2 separate regions of the Homo sapiens genome follow, and region 2 is linked to region 1. A link is a contact called in ENCODE Hi-C or POLR2A ChIA-PET data. All regions are on one chromosome and are shown on one strand. Each heading gives the region's core, a stretch centred on a gene start or an enhancer-like site at or near the end of the contact. The rest is flanking DNA. Distances are from core to core; before and after follow the strand shown. Region 1 overlaps FYB1 (FYN binding protein 1). Region 2 overlaps FYB1 (FYN binding protein 1).

Region 1 (3,995 bases), core at 1-2,500:
TTGGCCTCAACTACTTTATTTTCAAAGTTATTTAGGATTGCTGATTCTCACCTGTCTCGAATCTTTTATGCTATTAAGACATCCAGACTTGAATGATATGATTGCAAGTTACTTCTGGGAACAGCTTTAGGAGTAGGCAGAACAGACTGCAGATGATAAAGTCCACCTTGTCTTTTTTTTTTTTTTTTTTCTTTTTTTGAGACGGAGTCTTGCTCTGTCGCCCAGGCTCACTGCAAGCTCCGCCTCCCAGGTTCACGCCATTCTCCTGCCTCAGCCTCCCGAGTAGCTGGGACTGCAGGCGCCCGCCACCACGCCCGGCTAATTTTTTGTATTTTTAGTAGAGACGGGGTTTCACCGTGTTAGTCAGGATGGTCTCAATCTCCTGACCTTGTGATCTGCTCTCCTCGGCCTCCCAAGGTGCTGGGATTACAGGCGTGAGCCACCGCGCCCGGCAAGTCCACCCTGTCTTCTAAAATTCCTTCCTTGATCCCAATTAGAGATTCCACTCTACACCCTAGGGAGAATTGTAAACCTTAGGGAAGCCATTGCTCCCCGCTGCTCTAATGCCCGGCTCCTGCAATTCTTCCCTTTCTCCACCCTTATCATTATATGTATATTATATGTATTTTTTATATATATATATATATATATATATATATATATATATATATATATATATATATTTGTAGACGCAGGGTTTCATCATATTGCTCAAGCTGGTCTTGAATTCCTGGATTCATGTGATTGGCTCACCTCGGCCTCCCAAAGTGCTGGGATTATAGGCATGAGCCACCATGCCCAGCTGGCCTTTTACTTTATTGGCTATTCATGCATTTAGCTTTTAATTATCAGCAGGTTTTTTTTTTTTTTTTTTTTTTTTTTTTTTTTTTTTTAAAGAAGGAGGAAGAAATCTACATGACACATTAAACTTTGTTCTATACCTGCCTTACTGGGAGTAAAATCTTGCGGCCTTTTCTCTGGAACATGTCTTCCTATATTTAACCCACGAGGAATTTGAAAACTGACTTGTTTAAGCCAACACTTTCCAACTAGTGTGAGAGAAGACTATCTGGCAGCTGGCTACTGATACGGCAAGTCTCAAGTTTCAGAACATTTTAAGCATCTCTAATTAATGAAAAGGTTATAATGGTAAATTCTTACTTTTCCTCCAATTTTACAGACAAAAAATAAAACACACACATAAACAGAAACCAAAAAACCCTTTAAACTAACTATGAATGACTTCAGGGTAAGAACTGTTGAACCTTCCCTTTTCTAACCTTAGTCACTTCCCATTATTTACTATTTTTTATTACATCACTTTTCCTGTCTCATTACTATTAATAACCATGTAATTTGTTTGATATGCCAAAACACAACCATTGATTCTGTTTCAATATGAAAAATTATGATGTTAAAATTATAATTTAAAAAGGTACCAAGAAATGTATTACACTAAAAGGTGTTGATTTGAACATTAAAAATGATAAACATGCTCTTTTGACCCATTTCATTTTCTCTTCAAATGCCTGAGTAAAAATAGCAGAAAATGTAACAAACTGATTTCTGACCACTAGGTGGGGAAACAATACAATTTAAAATACAATATAACTTTGGCCTCAACTACTTTATTTTCAGTTATTTAGGATTTCTGATTCTCACCTGTCTGGAATCTTTTACACTCTTAAAACATCCTGACCTGAATGATATGATTGCAAGTTACTTCTGGGAACAGCTTTAGGAGTAGGCAGAACAGGCTGCAGATGATAAAGTCCACCCTGTCTTCTAAAATTCCTTCCTTGATCCCAATTAGAGATTCCACTCCACATGCTAGGGAGAACTGTAAACCTTAGGGAAGCCATTGCTCCCTGCTGCTCTAATGCTTGGCTCCTGCAATTCTCCCCTCTCTCCACCCTTACCATTTTTCCCTCTTGACTGGATCTTTCCATCAGCCTACAAAAGTGCTGTTATTTCCATCTTTAAAAAGGCTCTTGATCTCATTTCTCCCATCAGTTACTGTCCCATTTCTTTGGTTGCCCTTTCTTTGTAAAGGAGTTGTTTATATTTGCTCTGTCCAATTCCTCTCCTTTCATACTCTTTTAAAGCCATTTCAATCAGCCTTGTATCGCCACCACTCCTGACAACTTCCCCTGCACTGACCTCCACAGTCCTCACTTTTTGGCCTCCACCAGCACCTGACACAGTTTCTCACTGACTCCTCCTTGGATGCTTCCTTTCCTGGGCTTCCAAGACCCCGGCGTTATTGATTGTTCCTGTTATTCTCCTTTGCCCCTTCTCCTCCTCCCAGGCCTCAGAGAGTTACAGTGCCCCAGAGCTCAGTTCCTTTCTTCTCTGTTTACACTCCCTTCCTTGGTCATCTTAACCAGCCTTATGACTTTCAGTGTGAAATGTGTTCCTATTTCTCTCCTATTTTAAACCCAGAACTTCTTACCCAATTGGATGCTTAAAAGGTACCTCAAACTTAACATAGCCATGACCTCCAGATCTTCCTCACCTTTGTTAAACAAAACTTGTTCACCTTTGTTAAACAAAATCTAGGAGGCCATTTTTTTTCGACTAAATTCCCGCACTGGGCCCCAGAAGACCAGATTAAAAATCAAAATGGAGTCACCCACGCTCACCAAACTGAAACTGAGTTGTTATCTGGCCTTTTGGGAAATCAGGAGAGAGAGAGAATGGCCTAGCTGCCTGAAGAGGCCAGTTTTCGCTTTCTGTCATAATAATGAAGCTCTGTTTTAATCTTTACAGGAAAGACTGACCTGAAGTACCTGATGTTAACCAACCCATTATCTTTCTATTGTTCTATCTCCCTGTACCTGCCTTACAAGGAAAGTAACTTTGAAATGACCAATCCACTTTTTGGTTTTTGTTTCTGCTTTCTTTAGTTCTTTTTGTTTATAAAGCCAACCTCCTCTGCTTCAATCTTTGGAACACTTACTTTACTTTATGGAACAAAGTGTTGCCCAATTTTAGACGTGCAAATAGAAACTCTTGAGATCTTTAGATCTGTTGTGATTTTAACATCTTCATCCTTTGACATCTTCAGCCTCCTCATGGTGGTGCTTGGGCTGATGGAAGCATGATACTTACAGTTGCTTGGGCCAAAAACACTGGAACCACCCATTCTAGATTCCCATTTTCCTTCATACACTAAATCCAAATTCTTTTGTCTCTCTCTTCAAAATACACCCAACATATGGACACTTCTCACCACCTCCACTGTTCCCATCATGGTCAGTGCTACTGCATACCTTGCCTGCATTTCTGTGATATCTAACAGATTTCCCTGCTTTGACAATTGTCTACCTACTGTCTCTTCTCAGCATAGCCATTAAGGTGATTTTTATAAAGCACAAGTCAGAAAATGTCACTGCTCTGATGTAGCTCTTTGAGTGGTTCCCATTTCACTCAAGATAAGCGCTGCAATCTCTATCATGGCTTACAAGGCCCTACATAAGCTGACTCTTTCCCTACCATTCCTTCCCTTGCTCTCTCTACCTGCGCTCTGTGCCTAGAACAGTCTTCCTTCATGTCTAACTCCCTTACTTCCTTTGAATCTTTGCTCAAGTATCATTTTCTATTAGGTTGGTGCAAAAGTATAAATATATACTTCTCTCAAGCAGCAACATGCTGTCCCCAATGCCACCCTCACACTCCACCTCCACCACTTACCTCTGCTCCGTTTTCCCTTTAGGAAATATGTTAGGAAGTATCAAGTGCTAATACCATATTCTTTACCTGTTTATTATTTATTTATTTTTGAGATAGGGTCTTGCTCTGTCACCCAGGCTGGAGTGCAGTGGCACAATTATGGCTCACTGCAGCCTCGACTTCCTGGGCTGAAGCAATTCTCCTGCCTCAGCCTCCTGAGTATCTGGGTCTACAGGCATGCACCATCATGCCCAGCTAATTTTCAAATGCTTAGTAGAGACAGGGTCTCGCTATATTGCCCAGGCTGGTCTCAAACTCCTGAG
Region 2 (3,995 bases), core at 1,078-3,577, 48 kb after region 1:
TTGTGCCCAGGAGTTCAAGGCTGCAGTGAGCTGTGATTGTGCCACTGCAGTCCAGCCTGAGTGACAAAGCAAGACCCTGTCTCAAAAAATAAAAAAGAAAGACAGAAAAAGGAAGGAAGGAAGGAAAGAAGGAAGGAAGGAAGGGAGGATATCTTGCATTAAAAAAGACCAACGGATGCTGCTGGGATAGGAAACAAGAGGGAACAGTTTGTTTGCTGGCTTATCTTAGAAGAGCAGAAGAAAGAAGTTTCAAAGAGGGAAGATTAATAGGGGTAGTTCGTAAAATTTGACCAGGGACAGTGTGGTTAAGGGAAGAGAGTCTTTCTGAGGCATTTCGATTATGGGGTTAAACCCAGGTAAGCTGCCTGATTAATAGTAAGTGTGTTCCTCAGACACGTCAACATGCACCAGAAGGAAGAAGCCCTGGAGGTCTTCTGGACAACTGCTTTTTCAGGGATTAAGGAGGGTGGGTGGAATAAATTGGGCTCGGGCTGGAGTAAAAAGAAGAGTGACACCAGCCACAAAGTGTGCACCAGGTCCTGGGAGAACGAGCGTGCAGGGTGTGCTGAGGGCCTGGCTGTTACCCGAAGCTGAACCACGCCGTTGAGCAACTCCAAATTCCAGTCTGTGTATGAGAGAGCTTTGCCTCCAGTGATTCAGTGTCCTGTAATAGTCCAGTCTGTGAGCCGTTTCAGTCAAAGCATCCCGGGATCTCTTCTTTTTGTATCATGTTCTTACGTTCCCAGTGCACAGTGACATATTAATACTTGGAGAAATCTTGCTTTAAAGAATAGCACTTACCGCTACGTTTCTAAAATGTGAACATAGAATCCTTTTTCCCTGTGGTGGCTAGGAGCAACAATTTGGAAAATACTGCCACATGCTGATATAAAACAGTTTTCAATATGTAAATATCTAATAAGGTCATGTTAAGAGAGTACACATAAAAGGAGAATGGGGGGAAAAAGAAAGGTGATAGCTTTGGGGCCTGTGAAGGAAAATCTTACCCACTCCTGGAAACAAGTTACTTGCTGGTGAAAATAGCCCAGGCACCTTTTGGTTTCAAGTTGTTGTAGGCTGGATTAGTTAAATGATACATACACAGATGAGGAGGGGGCCATCAGTCTTTTGTTAATGCCCTCTGGGGCCCTCGCCTTACACCTGTTGCTGTCAAGGTGCTTAACTGATCATTCCTATAGCTAACATATGGAAAAAATCAGTCTTGGTCTCTCAGCAGTATTAAGAACAAGACTAGAAAAAAGGGTCAAACTGAATATTTCCCAGCAGGTTTTTACTAAATCATACATGCAAACCAATAGTCAGGCCAGGGATTCTTATGAACCCAAACTTTGGTGAGGCATTGTGTTGACACATGGGAAGAAGCCCTTTCAGAACTGGCTCAGGACCCAAAAGGAAGCAAAGGAAAGGTTAGTTCAGAGAATATTTTGATATTTTGGGTTTTTTTAAAAAAAACGTTTAGTCTTTTGTAACCTTAAATTGTTCTTAGGAAAAAAAAATTTAGCTTCATGATCAGAAAGCAACATGTTAGAGTCAAGCTTACAGTTTACAAGGAAGGGAGCTCAATAGATCTGCAAGATAGACCCTCTCTTATAACATTTATTTTGTGTCCAAGCTCCATTCAGTTGAGTACAAGTCTACTGGCAGGGGTTATCTATTGTGTTAAAACAATTGCTAAGCTATAGAGTATTAAAATCTAATACTGAACAAAATCTGGGAGTAAATAAATTCTAGTTAAATATAATTCTTTCTTTTTTTTTTTTTTTTTTTGAGATAGGGTTCGCTTTGTCACCCAGGCTGGAGTGCAGTGGTGCAATCTCGGCTCACTGCAACCTCCACCTCCTGGGTTCAAATGATTCTCCTGCCCCAGCCTCCTGAGTAGCTGGGAGGTGCGCACCACTATGCCTGGCTAATTTTTGTATTTTTGGGGTTTCGCCATGTTGGCCAGGCTGGTCTTGAACTCCTGATCTCAGGTGTTCAGCCCGCCTCGGCCTCCCAAAGTGCTGGGATTACAGGCATGAGCCACCGCACCCGGTCTGGTTAAATAGAATTCTGTGAAAGAATAAACTTGAGAAGCTAACAAAAATTTATATTACTTTTGTACTCCAAATGAGAGAATGGCAAGCAGACTGGCTTCTGTCTTCATGGAGCTTATAGTGGTATTTACAAAACAGACAACAAACAAAAGGCATGTTTCAACCAAAGGCCACAGAAAGGGAGAGGAATGAGGATTTTGGGAGTTTCATTTATGCTTGATTCATTGTCTTGTGATATTCTGTGTTTGAAGAGAGGCAGCCCAGCACGAGGAAGTGGAATGCGGGTGGGAACACAGTCTGCGGAATCAGAAAGACATGAGATTGACCCCAGCCTTGTTTAGTCATGTTATGCCTTTGGGCAAGTTACCTAACCTCTCTGAGCTTTAGTTTACTCATAGAATTCCTATTCATGGCTTGAGAGGAATAAACGGCATAATGTGTATGTGGTATATAGCAAGTCCTCAATAAATGATGAATATTTTTAACAGTTAATACATTGGGCAAAGATGATGAGATGGAGGGTATATCTGGGGAAGAGGTTTAAAGAATTGGATGAGAACCTGGAAAGGAAGAAATGAGGTAGAAGGCTATGAAAACAGTATTAGTTTAAAAGGCATATAGAGTTATTAGATGAATGTTTGTTAATTTGAACACTAGTATAATTACTTCTAACAAGAAAAAATAGTCTTTTTGGAGTCTCTGCATTCACTGAGCAAGGCATTTCATTTTGCTCCCGTCAATAACTATTAAATCTTAGTGAATAAATATTTAGTAATAGAATCTCATTTTTTCTAAAGCATAGAATCTCTCTTCTTTCCCATTTTATTACAAGCAAATAAATAATTTTCTAATTATACCATGCAGCAAATAATTTATCTGGAAGCCCTGTTATATGAAAATTCATGCCTAGTCAGGTGTGTTTAGGGCATTTTTTGTTGGAGTTCATGTAAAAACTCCAATCTCAAAAAATTTTAGGGTCTGTAGCAGCACACTAAGAAGCATTTTCCCTGGAAGTTGCCAATCTAAGCAGCTGTGGCCAATCATAATCCAGAGCAAATCCATTGGCCACATTTATTTATTTCTTCCAGGTTGACAGGTAATGGGGAAAGCAAATGCACTCTGGAAACAATGACCTTCGAAAACTGCCTTTGATAATACCAGTGTCTTGGGATAACAGCCATCTATACTGGCTTTGCAGCCTCTCCACCTCTGCTTGGCTGAGTCAGATGCCTTCGCTTGGCTTCAGCCAGTAGGAGATGGCAAAATCTGGGGGCACTTGTGACCTAGTGCCACTTGGGTGCCGCCTACTGCTCTCTACCAGCCTTTGCTGTAGGGAAGGAGGCATCTGAGCGCAGAAATTTCATGGACTTCTGGTGGGAAACCTCTCTTCCAACAATCATTGTTTGACTCTGGCATCATAAATCACAAATACATTTCTATATTACAAACAGAAGTAAGTAAAATGCAGTTTCATGATTCCTAGAATAATATAGTATAATATAAAATGATTTATACTATAAGATGATCAGAATATCATGGGGCTGGTGATAAAATTTTAATGCTAATAAAAGTAATAAAATTATAGACAATGCTCACTTATTTTGATACTATTATATGTCAAATTCTGTATTAAGCACTTACAACGAATCTCATGTAGTGATTATAATGTGCTGGCGAAGTAGGTGGTATTATACTCGTTTTTTCAAATGAAGAAAGACATACACGGAAAGAGGTAAAGCGAAGGTCACATAGCTAGTACATTAGTCATGCTTAAACCCCAGGTCCACTGACTTTGAAGTCTACATTATATGGCAAACAACTCTCATGCTAGGCTCTGTACCATTAATAACATTACTAATAGATAACCTGGCAACTCTGCACATTGGTTTAAAATGGGTTCATTAAACTGCTGTATCTAATTCATGGGACATTATAAGTAAT

What was found. Hi-C counts contacts between places; a loop is a spot of excess contacts on that map. ChIA-PET counts read pairs that join two places held with the same protein, here RNA polymerase II (POLR2A). Pooled maps may share reads with other maps.
Region 2: a loop to region 1 is called in a map of naive thymus-derived CD4-positive, alpha-beta T cell, with 4 times the contacts of the local background. The contact joins two enhancer-like sites. A Hi-C loop is called at or near these places in 15 of 168 maps with a recorded cell type or tissue (CD14-positive monocyte, CD4-positive, alpha-beta T cell, CD4-positive, alpha-beta memory T cell and 9 more) and 13 of 50 pooled maps. POLR2A ChIA-PET finds 5 or more read pairs at or near these places in 20 of 52 experiments (A549, CD4-positive, alpha-beta T cell, CD4-positive, alpha-beta memory T cell and 12 more).

Annotation. Positions count from the first base shown.
Region 1 is chr5:39,147,526-39,151,520 of GRCh38, forward strand. The region is part of intron 3 of FYB1 (FYN binding protein 1); the gene reads right to left. Among named protein-coding and RNA genes, the nearest start is that of FYB1, 70 kb to the right of the region's middle. Within about 2 kb of position 1,251, at least 2 of the 41 ENCODE cell types and tissues checked have a DNase peak (open chromatin) inside an H3K27ac peak, as active enhancers do; they include CD14-positive monocyte, where a contact is called at or near this core.
Region 2 is chr5:39,194,440-39,198,434 of GRCh38, forward strand. The region is part of intron 2 of FYB1 (FYN binding protein 1); the gene reads right to left. Among named protein-coding and RNA genes, the nearest start is that of FYB1, 23 kb to the right of the region's middle. RefSeq lists an enhancer at 108-402. Within about 2 kb of position 2,328, at least 8 of the 41 ENCODE cell types and tissues checked have a DNase peak (open chromatin) inside an H3K27ac peak, as active enhancers do; they include CD14-positive monocyte, where a contact is called at or near this core.